Regions from separate parts of the Homo sapiens genome. Here region 2 is linked to region 1. The links are chromatin loops, found by intact Hi-C in ENCODE. Cell type or tissue: B cell. All regions are shown on one strand. Links, peaks and the distances in the headings refer to the core of each region. The heading gives the core; the rest is flanking DNA. Region 1 has its middle 8.6 kb from the start of MIR3937. Region 2 has its middle 110 kb from the start of ATP6AP2.

What was found. Hi-C counts contacts between places; a loop is a spot of excess contacts. Peaks named below come from ENCODE experiments on the same cell type or tissue, not always from the same donor. Only the 100,000 strongest peaks of a DNase experiment are listed, where the experiment ranks them.
Region 2: a loop joins it to region 1, with 32 times the contacts of the local background. A loop is called at or near these places in 3 of 110 quality-filtered maps.

Annotation. Positions count from the first base shown.
Region 1 is chrX:39,651,159-39,654,072 of GRCh38, reverse strand. No RefSeq gene overlaps it. Among named protein-coding and RNA genes, the nearest start is that of MIR3937, 8.6 kb to the left of the region's middle. RefSeq lists enhancers at 1-540, 541-1,102. In B cell, for the core only: CTCF peaks have their summits at 1,339 and 1,541 (motif pointing left); no DNase peak of the experiment used is centred there.
Region 2 is chrX:40,467,152-40,470,065 of GRCh38, reverse strand. No RefSeq gene overlaps it. Among named protein-coding and RNA genes, the nearest start is that of ATP6AP2, 110 kb to the left of the region's middle. RefSeq lists an enhancer at 1,395-1,689. In B cell, for the core only: a CTCF peak has its summit at 1,530 (motif pointing right); a DNase peak (open chromatin) is centred at 1,545.

The sequences.
Region 1 (2,914 bases), core at 223-2,722:
TTTATTTCCTCCCAATTATGATTTCTGGTGTGTTTTCCAGAGCTTTACAACATGGCATCTGATTATACACAAAGCTTCAGAATAAAGCCCTGTTTTTCCCTTCATTAACGACACAAAGGATGGCTGTGTGATCCACACAGCACTTTGTGATTTAATGCAGCTTTACAGTCTAAATCGCACCCGGCTTGGGCAAAGCAGATTTGGGAGTGAATCAACGCATTTTCTTGCTGCCAGGAGCTCCCTTGCAGATTCCAGCAAATTCTTTCACCACACGGAATTAGCATTTGATTAAGCTCTGCAGACACGTTCAAACTTTTACCACTGAGCGCCGGCAGGGCTGCAGTAATCTCCCGAGAGGGGGAGGCACCAAGCGCAGCCACTGCTACCCCTTCCCCCCATCCGCAATGTGCACACTTTGCAAAAAAATTGTGGGAATAGTGGGCAATGGATGGCAGGTTGGAGGAGGGGGTACCAGAAAATGTGAGGGTGCCAGAGAGCAGCATGGGGGTGGAGGGTCGGAAGGGAAAGAACATCACGTACATACTTGGGTTATAACCACCCTTTCTGCCCCAAAGTTGCCCTAGACAGGCTCTTTCTGCCAGTGTGCTTACCATAAAGGCGCTTTGATGTTATAGTTCTCTGACCCAGGAGCAATGTGACCTTCAACCAAAACCTGGCCCGGCCTTACATCCAAGAGAGCGGGGAGGGTCTTTTCTGGTGCCCCTGCCCTGCCCTGTGGTCTTATCGGTGGGGTTCGGTGCCTCTTCCAGCTACCTCCACCCAGGAAAGCTCGTGATTCACTTCCAGGAGAGCTGCGAGTTATGCCTCCCAACAGCCTGGGTTTAAAATCTAGTCCATTTCCATTATGCAAATGTGAGAAGCGGAAGTTTATCAAACTGGGGCTTTGTACCTAGAAAGCGGGCGTGCCAGCATGGGGGGCTATAAAGGCTTTATTGCCACAACTTTGGGGTGATTGCTTTGCTCACAAATGCCAGGAGCACGACTGAATTATGCAGGTCTTCCCAAACAGGTGGCAATAAAAACTTTACAGCCTCCCACACCATCACATATTTTGTTTATGCCTCTTAGGTGTCTTATTTTGTTAGTTTTTTTTTGACCCTTCTGTTACTATGGAAACGGAAGTAGGTGGAGATGGTTCCAGGTATCTGTTAAGGCAAATGCGAGGCAAGTCAATTATCATAAAGGTGCTCTAATTTTATCCTCTGTTTGAGGAAATAACTGAGGTCCTGTGAGGAGGGGAACCAATTAGTTCTGGAACATCATAGGCATTCCAGAATCCCACAGCATCCCTGTAGGGAAGATAGGGAACATGGTGGAAATGTCCATTTTACAGATGGTGAAACAGAAGTATAAAAAACATCTTACTGGCAGTCAGTAAGTTTGCCCCATAGAAGAAAAGAAAAAGGGCAAAAGGATTCTCTTCTGGGTGCGTGTTTGTCCGTGGTCCTCCTAGAGCTTCATGACCCAAATTAGGAACTCATTTTGGGTAACCTGAGGTCAGGCTGTAGTGACATCTGCTGGCGAAGATGGAACTGGCTAAAGCAGGTTTTTCTGTTGCTGACAGCTGCCAGGCCGGGAGATGGTGGTCTGTCTACAAGCGTGAGCTTGTGGATGGCTTAGATGAGAAACAGGGTTGGACAGCCCCTTCCCTTCTGAGTGTGATAAGGAAAACAGGCTCAGACAGAGGGGTTCAGGAGTAAGGGCTCAGAGGGTCCAGACCTCCATGGTTCCGGATGTCTTCTCAATTCCAGAAGGTACAATTCAACAGTGGGCGAGAGGAAATGTCTGAGGTGGATCTCCTGGTTCCTGTGGCCAAGAAGAAGAGGTTTTGTGATTTAGCATCTTGCTCAGCTCCTTCCTTTGGGAGGGACTGGGATCCCATTCCTCATGAAAGAGGGAATGAGGAAGGCAGATAAGAGTGTTAGGAGGAATCTGAGCAATGCCCACAGAAGCTGTCAGCAACCACAAGGAAGAGGGGCCCTTGCAGAAGAGAACATCTCCCTCAGGGGGCTCCTGTGTAGATAATGGCATCCTCCCATCAGAACGAGGAAGTTGGTTGAAGAGGGTACTGGAAATGAGGAGGAAGACCTGGGCTTTGGAAGCTCCTTGTGAACTTGAATAAGTCCCAGAACGGCCCTGAGCCTTGGTTTCCCCGTTTAAGGAAGACCAAATGCAATATGGGTCCCTCAGGGAGTTGTCATGAATGAAAGTGTAACAAGCACCAACATTTGTAGAATTTTGGTTTCAACTAAAGGTTGCCATGGATTCTTGTCCTGCCAAATCCATTGCCCAGAGATCTTCTCTTTAGGCATGTCTCATCCCCACCTCCAAACCCTCAGGCTGGATAACTAACTGGGGGCAGGAGGCTCTGCCAAGCTGTTCTGAAGTCCTCTGCAACAGCACTATTTAAAGAGTGGTCTACAGACCAGGGCAGGTTCAAGAACAATTTGTCACCCATAAATGACGAGATAGCACCGAGACTGAGAATAAGCATTCTGAAACTTCTATAACAATATGACAGAGTAATTTTACATCTGTTGAATCCAAATACTAAAACTTTGGACTTTTTACTTTTCATTTTTTTCTCCAGTGATTTATTTTTGTTGTATTTTATCAAAGATTTGTCCATGACAGATTGGGAAAACAAAAAAATAAGAAACAACTAGTCCTTCATCACCAATAGTTTGAGAAGCGGTGCTCTGTGGGGTCTCATGGCTACCCTCCTACAGCATCCTGCTGGGAGATGGTAGGAGGATGTGCATAGCTTCTTTCTTTGTAAGTTAAATTATGAATTGTCAACAGCAAGGCTTGCTCCATGCAGGCGGCCGTGCTGGCCAGGGCTTGTGTAGGACATCCATTCAGCTGTTGGTGACGACTCAGGCCTCCCAGCTCT
Region 2 (2,914 bases), core at 309-2,808, 820 kb before region 1:
TGAAAGCAACTTGACCTTGCTGTGATGTCCAAGTGTGTGATCAGTGAACTCTTGTTGAATAGGAAATAAATCAATTCCATCTTCCATGGTAAGTCACACATGGCATGAACTCTATAATAGTCATATGCAGTAGGGTCACATATCAGTCTATGATGTACTAGAAATTATATATATATATATATATATATATTCTGGTCCTTTATCACAGATGGTTTGAGAAACACTCCTGTAGACATATCAATCGTATAGAATAAGGGGATATGGGTTTAGTTATATCCCCACAAATCAAGGCAAGGAGTTGGAGAGGAGACTCAGCGATGTGCCGTTTCACACCTCTATATTTTTCCTCATGCTATTTCTCTGCTTGGAATGTTCTGTGTGTCCTCAGCAGCCCCACTTCCCGCCCAACCTCTTTACACACGTGAAGTCATCTCAGTTCCTGGAAATGTGGCTTCCTTCAGGAAAGATTCATGACTCCTCCCCACACCTTGCTGCAGAACTGGCTCTTCTTCCTTGGTGCTATTTCAGTCGCGTGTGCACTCTGCCATTGTTGCACTTTTCACACAGGGCTGGGTACATTTATGTCACTTTGCCCAATGGGACTGACAGATCCTTGAAGGTGGGGCTGATGATTTATGGTTTTAAATGCCCAGTACAGAGCACAGAGTAGATGCTCATTAAATGTTTGCTGAATTCAGTTTTTTAAAAATTGTGTAAAATATATATAGCAGAGTTGGGTGTGGTGGCTCACGCCTATAATCCTAGAACTTTGGGAGCCCGAGACCAGAGGATTACTTGAGGTCAGGAGTTCAAGACCAGCCTGGGCAACATGGTGAAACCCCGTCTCTACTAAAAATACAAAAACTAGCTGGGTGTGGTCATGCACACCTGTAATCCCAGCTACTTGGGAGGCTGAGGCAGGAGGATTGCTTGAGCCTGGGAAGCAGAGGTTGCAGTGAGCTGTGATTGCACCACTGTACTCTAGCCTGGGCAACAGAGTGAGACTGTCTCAGAAAAAAAAAAAAAGAAACATATATATATATATAGTAAAATTTACTATTTTAACCATTTCTAAGTGTACAGTTCAGTGTCATTAAATACACTCACGTTGTTTTGTAATCATCAGCACCATCCATCTCCAGAACTTTTCTCATCTTGCAAAACTGAAACTCTGTACCCATTAAACAATAACTTCTGCTTCTCCTCTTTTCTGCCCGCCCCCTAGCCCCTGGCAGCTACCATTCTACTTTCTGTCTCTATGAATTTCATGACTCTAGGTACATGATATGAGTGGAATCATACAGGATTTGTCCTTTTGTGACCAGCTAATTTCACTTAACATAATGTCTTCAATCACATGTGTCAGAATTTCCTTCCTTTTTAAATGACTTCAATTTAAAATATTCAAGATTATTATATAGTTGTGCAATGAGTAGGAAGGGCATTCCCCCCGCCACCCCAGCTCAGCCTGTATTTGAAGCAGAGAACAGAGGACAAAAGGGTGTTGATGATCCAGGAGGTGGCAGCAGAAAACAAAGGGCCACTGTGTTCTGCAGGGCTCCTCCTCTCTTCCTGCCCTGTTTGCTCTTGTTCCTGCTCAGCTGTTTAGTTTAGCCTCTTGAAAGGAGGAGGTTCCGATCTGGACAGCCTGCCCAGTAAGGAACAGGCCTGAGAGGTGTTCTGGCAGGAGGGCAGCAGAGCACAAGTGGTGACAGTGGAAATGGACTCAAAGTCCCAGTGGTGGCTCCACCAACACTCACTGGCTGACCAACCACTTAACCTCTCTAAGCCTGGTCTATAAGATTGGGATGACAATATCGTGTACCTTACAGGGCTGTTGAGGGGATCCGATGAGGTAATGCATATAAACCACTTGGTCGGCTTGGAAGCACTGCATATGCCAGTTATTGTGTTTTTATTACTACTGTGAATGAAGAAGAAAGTACAGCTCATTATTTACACTTCCTGAGAAGAAAGTGAAACAGCTCCAGCATCATTCAGCCTTCATCTTTGGGGCATTTCTGGTTCCTTTCTCTTTTTCTTCTTCCACCCTCCAAACTTTCACCTTAGGAAGTGTTTCTAGACCAAGTGCAGTGGCGCACACTTGTAATCCCAGCACTTTGGGAGGCTGAGGCAAGCAGATCTCTTGAGCCCAGGAGTTTGAGACCAGACCGAGCAACATGGCGAAACCCTGTCTCTACTAAAAAAATCCAAAGCGAAACCCTGTCTCTACTAAAAAAATCCAAAAAAAATTAGCCGGGTATGGTAGTGTGCATCCCAGCTACTCGAGAGTCTGAGGTTAGAGGATCACTTGAGCCCAGGAGGTGGAGGTTGTAGTGAGCTGAGATTCGTGCCACTGCACTCCAGCCTGGGCGATACAGCCAGACCCTGTCTCAGAAAAAAAAGAAAAAAGGAAGTGTTTCGGTTCCATTCTGTCGAAATGTCATTAACTGCCACTACACTGCCAATGAGAGAAACAAAGAGGCACGACGGAATTCATTCAGGGTGTCAGCAAACACGATTGGAAGCATGAGCCGTACGCTAGGTTGTGTACTGGGAACAAAAAGAACAAGGAGCCAAATAGCTTGACCTAGAGGAGTCCACACCGTAGAGTGCGACCCAATATGGAAGTAGATGTTCACGACATCTTCCATCTTCCCCTCCAGGCCCACCCTCCACCCCCTCCTCCCTGCCCTGTGCCCCAGGAAGCTGACCCTTATGCATTCATTGCACTCATCTCAAAGGGCCCCCCACCCTTTGGCTCCCGTTGGCCAGTTCCAGCCAATAGGGAAGCCCCACCAAGAGATCAGAGGGCAGAGGAGAATGAGGGGACGCATTTAGTCTATCTTCCTCCCTGTGAAGTCTACTTGGGCTGACTGATCCTTCCACTGAAGGCCCCCATTTCTTTTAAGGT